Linked DNA regions of Homo sapiens: region 1 is linked to region 2. Evidence: read pairs that join two places in POLR2A ChIA-PET (ENCODE). Cell type or tissue: MCF 10A. All regions are shown on one strand. Links, peaks and the distances in the headings refer to the core of each region. The heading gives the core; the rest is flanking DNA.

Evidence for each region. Peaks named below come from ENCODE experiments on the same cell type or tissue, not always from the same donor. Only the 100,000 strongest peaks of a DNase experiment are listed, where the experiment ranks them.
Region 1: POLR2A ChIA-PET joins it to region 2 with 5 read pairs; 3 of 35 experiments call an interaction of 5 or more read pairs at or near these places.

What each region holds. Positions count from the first base shown.
Region 1 is chr7:106,341,910-106,350,390 of GRCh38, reverse strand. No RefSeq gene overlaps it. Among named protein-coding and RNA genes, the nearest start is that of NAMPT-AS1, 61 kb to the right of the region's middle. RefSeq lists an enhancer at 3,055-4,254. In MCF 10A, for the core only: no CTCF peak of the experiment used is centred there; a DNase peak (open chromatin) is centred at 3,570.
Region 2 is chr7:106,414,188-106,422,668 of GRCh38, reverse strand. No RefSeq gene overlaps it. Among named protein-coding and RNA genes, the nearest start is that of NAMPT-AS1, 130 kb to the right of the region's middle. In MCF 10A, for the core only: no CTCF peak of the experiment used is centred there; DNase peaks (open chromatin) are centred at 4,358 and 5,218.

The DNA of each region.
Region 1 (8,481 bases), core at 1,433-6,432, 72 kb after region 2:
TTATAACAAAGTACTTCAAACTAGGTGGCAGAAATTTATTTGTCACAGTTCTGGAAGCTGCAAGTCCAAGATCAGGATGCCAACGTGATTGGGTTTTAGTGAGGGTATTCTTCCGAGTTACAGACTGTCAGCTTTTTGTTGTATCCTTACATGGTGGAAAGAGGGCAAGAGAGCTTTCTGGTTCCTTTATAAGGGCACTAATCCTATTTGTAAGAGCTCCACCCTCATGACCTAATTACTGCCCAAATTTTCACCTTCTAATACCATCACATTGAGGTTAGAATTTCAACATATGAATTTGGGGGGGAAACACACCTTTAGTCCCTAACAGTGGTAATTTGTTAGGCAGCAACAGAAAATGAACACACCTGGTAACAGTCGATTGTATGCCAGGTATTGTCAATTTTAACTTGTTCAATTTGTATTCCTAAAAATACTCTTGATCTTTGTCCTTAACACAGTTAGATTACTTGGCAACAGTTAAATCCTCTCAGGAATTGCTGTTAGGCTTTCTTCTAGAAAGTGTTTCATCTAGAATGACTTTTCCCTGACTACTGAGTCAAACATCTTCTGTATATGTTACCTGATTCTCCATAAATCATGAGCTTTTCCACTCTGGCTGTTGGGAACAGAAACTTCTCCAGGCCCTGGGTGAGCTCTGAGTATTATTCTCTCTAATCCTTTGAGTAGTTCTTTCCCCAGCCTTGGCTAATTTGCTCAGATACAGGCTTTGATCAGTACCCAGCTGAAGAATCAGGGGACCCTTTGCTGATCTCCAGAGTTCTCTTCTCTCTGCTGCTCTGCCCTGAAAACCCTAGCTGCCTTGGCCTCTCCTCTCTCCCAGCTCTGAGTCCTCCACGCAGGGAGGCATCCAGGTTCTGCCTGGCTTCTCCTCCCTACACCATGCCTGAAAACTCTTGTCAAGGCAGTAAGCTGGGGCAATGATAGGCTATTTCATTTGTTTACCATCTCACTGTATTTTATTGTCTGATACCCAATGCCTTAATATTCATATTTTTTTCTTATTTTTTAGTTGTTTCAGGCAAGAGGATATATTCAGTCCTTGTTGCTCCATCTTGAAATAATTGGCTATCCTTATTTGTATTATTATTTTAGTAATTAATTTATGAGTGCAATATAATCCTTAACTTTACCATTTACATTTAATAATGTACTACTCAAGTAAATTAGAAAAACCTGGAAGCCATTGGTTCCATAAGCCCTTCATGATTCATGTTATAATTATTATATCTGTTACATCTATGTTTGTTATAAATCATAGAAGATACTGTTATAGTTTCTCTTTGAAGAGTTATGTGAGTCACATAAAGAAGTTAAGAGGAAAAATCAAAGACAAAAATTATTTTGTATTTATAATTTTTTATGTTATTTCTTCTTTTTATGGAGATACTAATATCATCTGGTATCATTTACCTTTAGCCTGAGGAACTTCCTTGGCCATTTCTTTTAGTGCAGGTCTGCTTGTAATGAATACTTCTAGGCTTCTTTCATCAGAAAATATCTTTATTTTGCCTTTGTTCTTGAAGAATATTTTATCTGGATATAGAATCTGGGTTGATGTTTTTTTTTTTTCTTTCAGCACCTTAAAGATATTTTACCACTCAGTTCTCCGTGGTTTATGATGAAAACTCAGCTGTTAATTAAATAATCGTTCTATTATATATGGTGTTTTCTGTTGATAGTCTGAAGACTTTTCTCAATCTTTGGCTTTAAACAGTTGGACCATGATGTACCTTGATGTGGGATTGCTTATGTTTCTTTTACCTGATGTCCTTTGAGCATATTTATTTGTAAATTTCTGTCTTATCAAATTTGGGAGATTTGGGGGGCCATTTTTAATCATCTTTTTTCTATTTTTTTAATCTCTTCTCCTAGGACTCCAATTACACATATATTGGAACATTTAATATTTTTGTACCAAGTCCCTGCACTCTGTAGGTTTTTTTCCAATTTTTTTTCTCCCTGTTTGTCACATGGAACAATTACTATTTATCTATTTTTCACTTCACTTACTCCTGCCTCTGTCACTTCCACTCAGCTGTTCTCTTCAGTGATTGTTTTAGATCAGATATTACATTTTTTAGTCCTGGAATTTCAATTTAGTTTTGTCTGCTTTTCTCTGTTGAATTTTCAATTTTTCTTTATTTATTGAGCTCATATTTTGTTTTGTTTCATTGAATATCATTATAATAGCTGTTTAAAAATCCTTGTCTGTTGTATCTAACATCTTATCTGAGGGTCTCAATTGATCTTCTTTTCTTGATACATTCCATTTTTCTTGGTTCTTTTTTGTTGGGAAATTTTGGATTTACCCTGGACTTTATGAATATCAAGCTGTGCAGATTATTGATTTTATTGCTTCTCTAACAAGTGGTTTTCTTTGGCTTATGCAACTTTGTTTCTTGCATCTTAACTCTAGTCTCAGTTCAGATCATTTGTCTTTAGTTGAACTGCCTTTGGTCTGTTTCATGCATATGTCATTCAGGAATCAGTCAGAGAAATCATTAGACAAAATTTTGGGGATTTGCTCTCTGTTTCTTTCTCTTTGGGAATTCTCCAACTCTCTCCATCAGCCATGGATTCCCCTACCAGAGAGATGGTGGGTTTTCTACTGATGCTTCTACCACACTGCCACTGTGCACACTCAGTGGGTTGCACTGAGACCAAGGCTAGAAGCCACAGACACAGGGCACTTACTTCATACTGCTTCCTCTTCCAAATATTTATTCTTTGCCAATGTCTTTCTGCTTCTGTTCTCTCTCTAGTGCCTTCAAGTAGTTGCTTTTTGCTTTATGTTTAGGTTTTATAGTTGTTTTACTGCAAGGGAATTTTTCACAAGGGTCTTATTCCATCATCACTTGAATCGGAAGTCCCTCTCAGTTACCTTTTAAATTCAAGAATCTTGTCACTCAAAGTCAAAACATTTTCTCCAGGGCCTTGCAGAGACTTGTTCACATAATGAAAAATGTCCGCTGAGAAGGCAACTTTTTGTAGCCATTGTTCATCAAAACACTTAACGAAACTTGCCCAGTATGATATTGAAAGTACTTTTGAATTTCATCTTTTAGCTCAAACACCCTGTTGAAAATGCTTCCTCTGCTGAGCCACCAAATTTCTGTGTATAGCAGGATATTTCTGTGGCCTTTATCGACACCTTTTCAGTTTTAAAAGTATTCTCAAGTTAGCCTTTATATAACAAAGATAGCCATTTTGTAATATTATCTAAAACTTTCATTTCATCTCCAAGAATGTTTGACATTCTCTTTGAAGAAGCCAATGTGTTGTGAAAATGTGAGAAACTTTTTTCATTTAATAAGATGCAAAAGCTCTCATAGAACCAAATTTGACAGAGCACTATCAGTGTTCATGTCAATGTAGTTCTTAGACCTTTTGTTTATAGATATGAAGGCCAAACATTAATTATATCTTGGCCTTTCCTTGTTATGGGCCACTCTTTGTTTTCTTGAATTTCACAATTACTTGCAAATCTTACAAATGCTAAGTATGACATTTATTGGTGAAATCCCCTGACTCATCAACCTAGAAAAGGAAGCTGCGGTTTTTCAGGGTATGTCACAAAACCTCTTCAAAGTTGTGTGACGTGTCATCAATACTTCACCATATGACACTGTTTGAGGCTGTGGAACCTTTTCAGTTTCTTGTAGTGCATCTTTTCCTAGCCTTTGATTCACAGTAATTTTACATGATCACATTGTTAGCCTTACCAACTGTGTGACTTTTCCTGTTTAAGACAGTAAGTTCTGCTACTAAATAACTTGCTCCCTGGTCCTTTTCACTGAATGTACCTGTTTCTTGTTTGTTTGTGTGTTTGTGTGTTTTTAACAAGAGTTACTGTTTGTTTTAAGATTCTAATAGCTGCTTAAAGTAATCAGCATCTTTACTTCTCGAATACCTATGACTTATATTTAAGGGTTTTTGTTTTGTTTGGGTTTTCTTTTTTTTTTTTTATTGGAGCCATTCCCACATCTCTAAGTTGTTTGACATAGCAGGGATTGGCAAATGACAGCCCATGGGCCGAACCTCACCAGAGGCCTGCTTTGGTACAGCCCTCAGGGCTAAGATTGGCTTTTACATTTTTAAAGCATTTAAACAAGCAGACAAAGACAAAGAAGAATATGTGACAGAGACTACATGTGATCTGAAAAACCTAAAATATTTGCCACCTGCCTCTTTACAGAAAAATCTTGCTGGCCTCCTCACATGGATGATTCTCAATAAAATAAGAAAATTTGGATAATCAGCCTATAGAAGCTCCTTGGTAAGGGTCTTTCATCATAAAGATGGACTTTTTCTGTGTCCTTTGTTCCAATCACACAGGAAAATGACTCAGAAGGTTATAATTCATCATCACTACCCTTATCAGGGTTATCCCCAGGCCTAAAATTTTCCTCTTCCATCTCACATCTCACCTTCAAAAATTACCACATTGGGTTATCAAACATGTTTATAAAATACAAACATGAGTTAAGTGTAAAACATAAGAGCATAGTAAAATTTAAAAATCCCCCCAAACTCATCAATCACTGGAGAAATCACTTTTAGTCTTTTTCAACCTATGTTTTGCCATGTTTGTAACCACAACAAAACTGGGGGCAGGAGGTGGGGCAGGGTGCAGCTGAGCCTTTAGAATGAAAATTAAATTTCCCCTCATTTTTAGTTATACTAGCAAAGCTTGTTTGGTCCTGTGAGTCATCCTGTAGTGCATAAGGGGAGTTTAGGGGAAATAGTTAGAGAAGGAAAAACTCATGTCATCCATTTACCACCCCTCTCGTCTGTGCAATATAGCACTCATCAGTTACCAGTAACCTCCCATAGCTTGCATCATAAACCAAACTGGGCACAAACAAATACAATCCTATTGCACACTGCCACAATGGGGCTGAAAGACCCCGAATGAAATTGCTGACATGTCTGCTTAGCCACTATCTATCCTCAAAGTATGCAAACTTCGAAAGTTGATGTCTAGGTTTTAAATCAAAATCTCTTACAAACCCCTAGTGATGACATATTGAACTTTAAGGTTTTGTGGAAACCAAATTGAGAAACATTGGACCAGAGTCTCTGTATTCCAAAAGATTATCTTTCATTTGTATAATCTAAAACTCCCTTAAGTCTTATTCTTCTCCAAAACTCAAAGATCTACCCTTCTTCAAAGATAAATTTAATAATCACTGGCAGAATTAAAACAGATTGTTCTCACTCTCAGCCATCAATATTTTGGAAAACATCAAGTGCGGAAGTAAGCATCGTGACTCTGTTACAGTAACAGCTCAAATATCCGGAAGAATGTGGTAAGTCTATAAACACGTTACCACTAAAGTGCTCTCAGAGTCCATGGGGAAGTGAGATCACTAGATAGAGGAAATCAGGAAGGGTGTCATAAGTGAGGTAGCACTTACCACAGATCTCAGGGAAGGGAAGCACTTCTATGGTCAACATGACAGGAAAACATTTAGAATGCAGAGAATACAATTTCTAAAAGCATGGAGGCAGAAATTTATGGAGCAGGTTAGAACAATAGTATGTGGTCCCATTTGGCTAAAGTATAGGTGACATGTAGCGGGGAAGGGAAAGGAATATTGTATTAATAAAGTGCCATGAAGCCTGAATGACAGCCGGAAGGCCTACAATGCTAAGATAAGGAGTTTGATTAAGTCGTGAGAGCTATTGGAGGTTTCTGAGCAGTAAGATGACATAACCTCATGAAAAGTATGAGATATGATTAATATAAACCCATCCCATATTGTGCCCCTTTGTAAGCTACCTGTACGGAAGAATGTGAATTGTTTCTGGCAGGATTTTTGTTGAATATATACCTTTTCTTTCATTTTCTCCAGTGAGCAGCAACACACCCTTGTAAGACAGCTGGTAGGGTTAGGAGTATTGCCTATGTCAGTGGAACGAGTTCCTCTGTCTCAGAACAGATGGAAAGCATCACAGAAGTAGGAACAGAATGAGGCCCACAGATGGCAGAGTGGTCAGGATTTGTCAAATTCTCATTAATGTATCAAACCCCCACATGGAAAAGCATAGATCCTTGTATAATCTTTGTGTGGTACTTCTGTCTGAAGAAACCCTATAAAAGCAAAAAATTACTCTCCCATGACATTACAGAAGGGAGCTGTTTGTAAAAGCGTTGGTTTCTTCAGAGGTTGGGGTCCACTGATGCCTGGCTCTAGCTTTCTCCTGCCAAGCTGCCTAATTTTGCAATTCCAGCTCAGGCTCAAATAAAACCATGCTCCAGGGTTGCCATCTTGAAGGAAGGAGACTTCATTCTGGAATCTTTGTGATGACATAGGTAAAGCACTAGAAAGGGTAGTAGATCCATGAAGAGACCAGAAGGATAAGTACAAGAAGACAGATATGCTTTACAAATAAGGACTCTCCAGGATGAGATACAGACTGTGAGCAGGCAGATAGAACATTACATAAACGTGAAGGAGATCATGGGATGGCCACCAACTCCTAAAGTGTTAGGATGAAGTGGACAGCTCTGAAAGCTTAAAAACTGCTAAAATTGATTAATTTTAAAAACTGTTGGTTTTACATTCTGTATGACTCAATATATGTAGGAATCTTGAGAAATATCAAGAAAACACAATGAAGAGATTAAGAGTAGAGAGGTTAGGAGCCACTGTGTCCTTGCCAAACAGGCAGAGTAGGAAAACAGGAAAATATTGAGGGAGGAATATAGGCATATACTACCCTGTCACAGTCAGGCTCTAGGATGCCTGCATGATCTTCACCTCTTACTATTCGTGATCATCTGAAGTCTCCTCCTACATTGAATCAGAGGTGGTCTGTGCAACCACTTGATGGAGAAGACCATGTTTAACTTCTGAGGATAGGTCATAAAAGTCACCACAGCTGTTGCTTTGTTCTGCTGGACCACTCTTTCTGGGAAGCCAGCTACCATACTGGAGGGAAGCTCAAGCAGCCCATTGGAGAAGAACCCATGAGAAATAGTGAAAGCCTCCCACCAATAGCAAGCACCAACTTGCCAGCCATGTGACTAAGCCAATTTTGAAGCCACTCCACCTCCAATCGAGCTTGCAAATTGTTACCACTGGAGGGTGTCCAGATTCTTAGTGTCTTGAACAAAGAATTGGACAAAATACACAAACAAAGCAAGGAAACAATGAAGCAACAAAAGCAGAGATTTTTTTAAAATGAAAGTACACTCCACAGGGTGGGAGCAGGAGCAAGCATAGGGTCTCAACAGTGCGATTACAGAATTTTCTGGGGCTTAAATACCCTCTAGAGATTTTCACTGGTTACTTGGTGTAAACCCTATGTAAATGAAGAGGATGAATTCAAGTTACAAAGTCATTTACTAGGTGTATGCCCTATGTAAATGAAGAGGATATTTCCTGTCATCACTGAAGTGTTTTCCTTTGATTTAGTTCTAATAAGTCCTTAGGTTCCCTGCCTCCAGGCCCTATTCTCCTGTCTTATTTCCCCCCAAAAGATGTGATCCCCATAAATCTTTATGGGAGGCAGAGGGACTGACGGTCTTTCTTCTGTAACTGCTTCATGCTGGCTCAGGGTGTAGTCCCTACCCATTGTGGATCACAGAACTCTTGTCCTGCTCTGTCTAATGGAGACAGGGTAGCTCCTTAATGACCAGGGGTGGTGTCTTCACCTGGAACTGACTGGAACCTTTGTCACATGATCATCTGAAGCTTGATGGTCTCTAGGAGAGAGGAAATGAATTTGGTTAAAAGATTTAATGGGAACTTCAGGAGGTAGATACTTATGCTCTCAGGAATGTTTGTTATAGAGATTTACAGGAGAAAAACAAAACCTCTTCTCTTCTAGGATCCATGTGTAATATGGTTTGACTGTGTCCCCACCCAAATCACATCTTGAATTCCCATGTGTTGTGGGAAGGACCCAGTGGGAGGTAATTGAATCATGGGGGCAGGTCTTTGTTGTGCTCTTCTTGTGATAGTAAGTCTCATGAAATCTGATAGTTTTATAAGGGGGAGTTTCCCTGCACAAGCTCTCACTTTGCCTGCTGCCATCCATGTAAGACATGACTTGCTCCTCCTTGCCTTCCACTATGACTGTGAGCCCTCCCCAGCCACGTGGAACTGTAAGTCCATTAAACCTCTCCGTCTTTTGTAAATTGCCCAATCTTGAGTATGTCTTTATCAGCAGTGTAAGAACAGACTAATATAGTAAATTGGTACCAGGAGTGGGGCACTGCTGAAAAGATACGTGAAGATGTGGAAGCAACTTTGGAACTGTGTAACAGGCAGAGGTTGAAACAGTTTGGAGGGCTCAGGAAAAGACAGGAAAATGTGGGAAAGTTTGGAACTTCCTAGAGACTTGTTGAATGACCTTGCCCATAATGCTGATAGTGATATGGACAAAAAAGCTCAGGTTGAGGTGGTTTCAGATGGAAATTAGGAACTTGTTGGGAACTGGAGGAAAGGT
Region 2 (8,481 bases), core at 2,031-7,030:
GAACAGGGAGCACACAGCCTGATGATGAATCGGGGCAAGTTTCACAGAACAGTAGTTCTTTCTGCTTCATCCCTTTAGTTGTTTTGTAAGTCCAAAGTAAAAGGGTTCCATCCGACTGTACTGAGAGAGGGACTGGCACTAGATGGATTCTATTGACAACTGCAGCCAGAATTCAGACATCCAGAGTGGACACAGCACATCACAGCCCATGCCTGTGTGAGAGAGCCACCCCCCCCAACACCTACCCATGCCCACATTCACACCCACCCACAGGCACAAATAAAGTGCTAACCTCCTCCAGTGGGGACAGTACTGGGAAAATGCCAGCTGACCTGTGGTCTCCTTTGGCTCCTTAGAAATTCAAAACTGCTGTAATTAAACATTTCCAAGAATTTGTAATACCCTCAGAGTATTAGAGAAAGCACTAGAAGTTTCCTGAGGTAACAAAGCAGAGAATAGTGAGGGGAAGAAGACAAAACAGAGCATTGTAGGCAAGACAGTAGCACCGATTTGAGGGAAGAAATTGGCTTATGCCTTTGCGAGACTACTGGGAAGAGGCCTACGAGGGAATAGAGAAGAAAAAACATTTGTTAAGTACCACATATGTGCCTGATTCTGTGCTTTCATATATACCTGCTTTCATTCTCAAATAACTCTAGGTAGGTATTTTGGTTCTATTTTACAGGTAAGGAAACAGGCTTGGACAGGGCAGGTAATTCATCCAAAGTGACCCAGACAGTAAAAGAGAACCTGGACTTGAAACCCAGGTCTTTGAAGGCACAAACGTCCATGCCATCCCTATTGCATCCGTATGCATGTGTATCAGTATGTATCTTAACAAATGCGGCATTTAATAAGTTCCAGGTTCTGTTCTAAGTGCTTTACAAATATTAACTCATTTAATACCCACAACCACCCTAGGAAGTAAGTGCTAGTATTATTTTCAGTTAGCATAAGAGGAAATTGAATAACAAAGAGATTGTGTCATCTGCCCAGATCACATGTCTGCTGGCAAGCTGGCTGCTTGGCTGAGGGCTCATTCTTCCCGCTTTTACTCTGTGGGGCCTCTATGTGAGTGGAAGTGCTTATTTCTTGGGTTAGAGCCAATCCATCTCTCCAGCTTACAGTAAACTAAAAAGGGGAAAGCAGTAACTTGGAGGCTAGAAGATGCCAGAGGAAACATGTCCACCCAAGATCAGAGCACTCATTCTTGATAAGTAGCTCAGACTCAGCCATCCTTGAAACAGCCTTGGCTGCCTGGCAATGCATCAACACTTCAAGGCTATCTGACATGGCAAGAAATAATAACTCTCGACACCAAGATGACTGGTCAGCCCCAGGGCCTGAGGACTATGTCTGAAGGATCATCCCGGGCCCCTGGAGGCTGGAGGCACGAGGCGGATAAGCACTGGGCTGATGGCCAGGCCTTCCACTCACTGCCCCACACTCTCTCCTCAGGGAGAGTGCTTAGCAGCCTGGGCCACCGCTTATGTCTGAGAAATGCTGAGGCCTGGTCCAGGGCAGGGGCTTCCCCGTGGCTTCCCAAGGGAGACAAACAGAACCAGGGATTTATAATAAAAACCCAGGGGTTCAGAACATGTGGGCCAGAGATGTTCCATGTGAGCTGGGTCCTCAGCCCCGGGAGGAATGGCTGCTCCGCTCCAAGTGTGTGCTGAGATGAGAAACCACATGGAGCTGAAGAAAGAGCCTGAAGAAGCCCCATTACCCCAATTAGCCACATCCTCAGTGTTCCTCTTTTCCCGTGCTGCTTCTGTCTCACAGACATGCTGAGCTTGGGCACACATTATCTCCTTTGCTGACAGGCATTATTATCCCCATCGTATAGGTGAAGGAGTTGTGGCCAGGGGATGTTGAGTGATATGGTTTGGCTGTGTCCCTACCCAAATCTCATCTTGAATTGTAATCCAAATTGTAATCCCCAGGTGTTGAGGGAGGAGCCAGGTGGGAGGTGATTGGATCACGGGGGCAGTTTCCCTCATGCTGTTCTCGTGATATTGAGGGAGTTCTCATGAGATCTGATGCCTTTAAAAGTGGCAGTTTTTCCTGAGCTTTCATTCTCTGTCCTGCCACCTTGTGAGGAAGGTGAGTGCTTCCCCTTCCACCGTGATTGTAAGTTTCCTGAGGCCTCTCCAGCCATACAGAACTGTAAGTCAATTAAACCACTAGATGAATCCCATTGACAACTGCAGCCAGAATTCAGATGTCCAGAGGGGACAGAGCACATCACAGCCCACGCCTGTGTGAGAGGCCACCCCCTCAACACCTATCCATGCCCACACTCACACCCACCCACAGGCACAAATAAAGTGCTAACCTCCTCCAGTGGGGACAGTACTGGGAAAATGCCAGCTGACCTGTGGTCTCCTTTGGCTCCTTAGAACTTCAAAACTGCTGTAATTAAACATTTCCAAGAATTTCTAAGATCCTCAGAGTATTAGAAAAAGCACTAGAAGTTTTCTGAGGTAACAGAACAGAGAATGGAGAGGTGGGGAGGGCCACAGCATGCAGGATTTGATCAGTTTTGTCTTTTTCATAGAGCAAATAAGAGCTGTTAAGGGATTTTAAGCATAGGCAGGGCAAAGTCAGACTTGCCTTTTAAAGAGGACACTCTAGCTGTTAAGTGGAGAATGAATTACATACAGGGAAATGAGTTTTGAGGCTAATGCTGTGGTCCAGGTGAGAGGACATGGTGACTCAGGTGGTGGTGATGGAATGAAGTGGGTGGATTCTAGAGATGTTTAAAAGGCAAGCATCTGTTTCCATTTAACGGGGTCTTGACAAATAAGTGCATCTCCTTTTCAACTTTTCGAGGAGACGTGGTGAAAAGTCACACTGCCAAGACAAAGGAAGAAGCCCCATGGCCTGCATTTGACCAAAGAACAAATTTTGGTCTTTGATTCTTGGGGAAACTCCCTAAGAAATATCGGAAAAGGCTTTGTGCTTTTGCAGACTTTTCAGAAATATCATCCAGGCAGTGAGCAATTGAAGACTATTGCACAACCTGAAACCCTTGGAATTAGACTGGAAGCTCTGAGAGCCTCAATGGCTTCCCGGCCTCTTTTGTGTCCGGCATCCTTATAGGAGAGCACTGGGGGCCTCGATCACAGAAGCCGTATGCCTCACGAAGGACAATACCAACCCCTGCCCCCTGAGTCAGGTCTGTGCTTTAATCCCTTCTATTCCCAGCATTTAACATAATCTATGTGAAAATTAACTGGCAGCAATCATAGATTTCTGAGGAAAGAGTGAGAAATTTAAATGCAGAGCTTAGTTGAGGGTATAGCAAGTGGAAAACCCAAAAACCAACTGGTGCCAGGTGTTGAAGTGCATATACACAGAGCCCTTCTTGGAAGGTAAGAGGGTTGCAGAGTTGTCATGCCAGACCCCTATTGACCCCAATAGGGATGGCATCCCCAATAGGATGTTTGAGAGGCTGAAGAAGAGACCCAGAGCCTGCAAATGAGACACAGAGCTTATTGAGGGGACTTACATACAGGACACTGTCCTGGTGGCAGTGGTCTGGACAGAAGAACCACTAACTTCTTGTAAAAAGCATGCAGTTTATATAGTATTTTTAGTTAGCACCCTCCCCCTGGTAACCTCCACCTGGCAACCTTCATTTAACCCAAAACAAAGGGTCTTGATCCCCTGTATGGTCTGCATTCCATGGGCTGGCCTGTAGGTTTAGATGTTTCTCATAGAATGAATCTTTGGACTGGCCATTTCTGGATTTCTTCACTTGGAAATCCAAACACACATTCTTTTTAGACCATAGGGTCATTCTCAGGGTATGCTTAAGTTATTACTCTCGGTGCATCTGTCACACAAGAGTAACTGAACAAAGGAAGCCCTAATTATGTAGAGATTTCTCCTTGAGGAGCTGGAAGAACCCAGTTGGAGAAGTGCGTGTGACCACAGGCATTTTGTGGCTGAAGGCTGTGGGGTTAGAAGAGAGTGATTCCCTAGATTTCTAAACAGAAGAGTCAGGCTCTAGGACAGGTGCTTAGTTCTCTTTGTTCTATTTGATTAAATGAATATGAATAAACAAATTAGGCCAGTAGACTTCCATTGGAGGCTTGGTTCAACCACATGCACTCCTGCCTCAAAAACATTACTTTCCCTTTTCACTCGTCTGGAATTCTTCTCCCACAGATCTTCACATGGCTCAATTCCTGAAAAGTTCACCAGGAACTCTCCACCTCATCACCTTCATTTTCCCTGAACCATTTATCATTATTCGAAATATTTATTTTTAATTTACTTATCATTGATCTTATGTTCCTGAGAGCACAGACTGTTCTGTTTGTGTGAAGCAATGTTGCAGAGCCTGTCAGTGTCTGACCTAGCAGTTTTGTTAAATGAATGGCATAAGTGAATAAACCAGGAAACTGAAGTTTTGTAACTATGATGCAAGTGTTACCACTTGGAACACAGGAAATTCAGCAAACAGTTTATTCATTGTTTGTGGTGTGAACTAACTAGTTACACTGCTTTTTGGGGTCACTTAATTATCTTAGAATTTCTCAGGGACTGAAGCATGTCTATATATTTATAAAACAAATGTAAGACATGATATATTAATGAATTAATGTGTGCACATAAGTTCACTGGAAAATAAGCCATATCAGAATAGTTTCTTAGTAATATGTTTACAAAAAACAGCTTAATATGAATGTTCAACCAAAAGTGTGAAATAAATCAACGAATTTGTTACTTCATTTTTAGAAATATAAATTTCTGCTTCTCCCTGGTTTTTCTAAGTTTCCAAATAACCACTTGGTTTGCAGCAACCTGAATAATTTAAATGGGGCCTTTTTGAGTACACATCATTGTGAGATGTCAGTCACAGCTGAGATTCAGATACAGCCTCCAAGAAAACAAACAAAAAACACATACATATACCCGGAGGAGTATTCCAATAAGTCACAACCGGGGGATAAGCCAAACAATGAGTGTCACAAAGAGATTAGGATCCAAGATATCCTAGGTCCTTTTTCCTTCTCTATTCATGAGCCTGTTATACAGACACAGCCCCAGAGATAGACACTCCAGAGACTTCAAGCTGTAGGTTATCAGGGCCAATGTGAGCTTAACCTCATCTCAACTGTCCTCAGCAGAAGCCCAAGGGCATGTGGTGTTTATTAAATGCTGTTTGATCAAGACGCTGAAGGGACGGGCAGGTGCTTTGTGTTGGCCAGGCTGTGATTCATCCAAATTCGACTCATCAGGAAGAGCTTGACAAATCTGATAGCAACATCCCATCCCCCACCCTTTGCAACTGTCCCAAAGTCTTTAAGTTATTTTGCACAAAGCAAGACCCAGTGAGGGGATCACGTTTGAAAAACAGAGTTGCACTGGGTAGGTCTGTGAGTTTGCTGCTTTTTTGATTGAGTGCCTTCCCCAACGCACTTCTAATGTTAGAGGATAGAGCGCTGGACTAACAGAACAGTAAGGAAACTGCAAAATCTGATTCAAACCTTGCCCAAATCCTTGGCTGACTGCTAAACTACACAAGTTGAGGGGTGACCCTGGGAAGCAGGCTAAAAATAAATGGCTTAAAGCTGAAAGAACTGAACAGAGATACCAGCTGTTGTACAGTATAAGGTGAGATAGTTTGAGTCCAAGCAACTCCAGGCAGCAAATACAACAATAAAAAAATTGGTCCTCAGAAGAACATAACAGTATAGAGTTGCTACAAAGTATCATCAAATTTTTCAGTTTTCATCCAAAACTCTTTAGGCCTGCCAATAACAGGAGGGTTTGACCCATACTCAGGAAAAAAGTAATACATAGAAACTCAGAGTGGACTCAGATATTGGATTTACTAGACAAAATTTCAAAGTAGCTATCATAAATATGTGCAGAGAATTAAAAGCATAATCTTAATGAGTGAACAGATAGGGAATCTCAACATAGAAATGGAAACTACATAAAAGGGGAAATCTAAAGTTGAAAAATGTAATAACTGTAATGAAAAATTTACTAGATAAGCTCATTAGCACAGTAACTGGAAAAAGAATTGGTGATCTTTGAGATAGAGCAATAAAAATTATCCAATCTAAATGACATAGTAAAAAGAATGAAGAAGAATAATAGAGACTTGGAGACTTACAGAATAATATCACATAGTCCAACATAGATGAAATTGGGATCTTAGATCAAGAAAAGGAAGAAAAAAATATTTAAAGAAATAGAGAAAACTCCCCAAATTTGGTGGAAAACATCAACTTTCAGATCCAAGAATGTTAGCAAAACCCAACCAGGATAAATATAAAGCCCACACCTAAGTCAAGTTTCGGAAAGCCAAAGATAGAGATAATCTTGGGGGGAAAAAATCCCATCCAACCCTTATATATACAGAGAAACAATATAATTAAAACCTGACATATCAGAAGTAGTAGAAGCCAGAAGTCACTGGAAAACATATTTAAAGTGCTGGGGGGAAAAAAGTGTCAACCCAGAATTTTATATTCAAAGAAGCTATGCTTTACAAATAAAGACAAAATTAGAAAAATATTTTGAACAAAATTAAAATACAACCTACCAAGGTTAGTAAAATGCAGTAAAAGCAGTGCTTAGAGGGAAATTCATAGCATTAAATGCTATTATAAAAGAGATCTAAAACCAATAATCTATATATCTACCTTAACATAAAAAAAGTCTAAGGCAGAAGAAAAGAAATAATAAAAATTAGAGCAGAAATCAATGAAACTAAAAACTAATTATAGAAAAAATCAGATTGACTGTATAGAAAGAGCAATAAAATTGATAAATATCTAAGTGAGATAACCAAAGACACTAATTACCAGTATCACAAATAAAATACATGAAGCTAAAATTAACACATCTAAAGAAAGAGATACAAAAATCCAAAAGCAGGAGTTGGAAGCTGCAGTTTTTTCCAAATTACAATTTCCTGAATGAGTCACATAAGGACAGCTAGCTCCTTATCTAAGAATACTTACTGGACACACCATCTCACAAGCCCAGTCCAAAACTGCAAGAACCCAACCACAAATCCAAGTGTATAAGTCCTATCTAATAGCTACTGACACTTGCCAATCAGAACCCACCAGCCCTTATAACATGCTGCCAGTGCCAATAAGCTTTCTTTCAAAACAGCTTGCATAACCTCCTCTTTCTCTGGTAAACTCTGACCTTTCCTCTGTTCTCTAGACATAACATCTGATCTGTATGTATGTCCTGGACTGCAATCCTACTTTTTGTATATTTCCAAAAAACTCTTTTTAGAGATTCATTTCTCTATATTTTTTATGTTGACAAAACCAGTAACAGTAAGATATCTACAAAAACCCCACATATTTGGAAATGAAACAACACTCTCATAAATAACTCATGAATCAGACAAAACTCACAATGAAAATTAGAAAAATTCTTGAATAATAAAAACGTATATAAAAATCTATGGTCTGTAGCTAAAGCAGTGATTTGGGGGAAATTTATAGCTCTAACTACATATATTAGGGAAGAAGTTATCAAAATGAATAAGCTTCCATCTTGAGAAGCTAAAAAGGAGAGCAAATTAAACCCAAAGTACAGTGAATGATAAAGATAAGAATGAAAATCAATACAACAGAAAAAAAAAACTATAGAAGAAAAAACAAACTAAAAGCTGGGTTTTTTTTAAAGATAGACACAATTTATAAACATCTTCCTAGACTTAATGAGAAAAAAAATGAGGGAAGATATAAATTACCAACATTAGGAATAAAAGAGGGAACATCTTTATAATTTCTATAGATATTAAAAGGAGGATGGGAGGTAATATAAAAATTGTATGCCAAAAAAGTCAACAAGTTTAATACAATAAAGCCTGGGAAAGAAATTTCCAAAACAGATTCAAGAAGAGACACAAAACCTGAACAGCCTTAAGGTCTAGAGCAGGGCTGGCAAACTTTGTAAAAGGCCAAATAAATATTTTAAGCTTTGCAACTAATGTAATCTATCAACTCTGCTATTACAGCATGAAAACAACCGTAGACAATACATGCAGAAATTGACATGACTGTATTCTAGTAACACTTTATTTACAAAAACAAGTGCAATTTGGATTTAGTCCATGGGCCATATTTTGCCAGCTTCTGGTCTAAAATAACCAATAGTTTTTCCTCAAACTGTTAACAGCTGATAGATAAGCCACTGTGCCAGACAGACCCCCAGGTGAACTTCAAGCCCTGTTACTAAGTATGGGGTGAGAAAATAATCTTTCCTATCACCTACTTAAGTGAATGAAGGCTTTTAAAATCTACCCTGCTAGAAGCATGTGAGTTTGGGCTGTGTTGGCCATTTACTGTTTGAATTGAAAGTGATTCTCTTGATCTCTGGCAAAATTCCTGCTCTCTCTGTTAGGCTGGAAATTTCTCTTTGCTTTACAAAACAAATAATTCTTTAGTTTATCTCTTATATTAATTTGTATTTTCATATGTTGGCTTTGTCCAA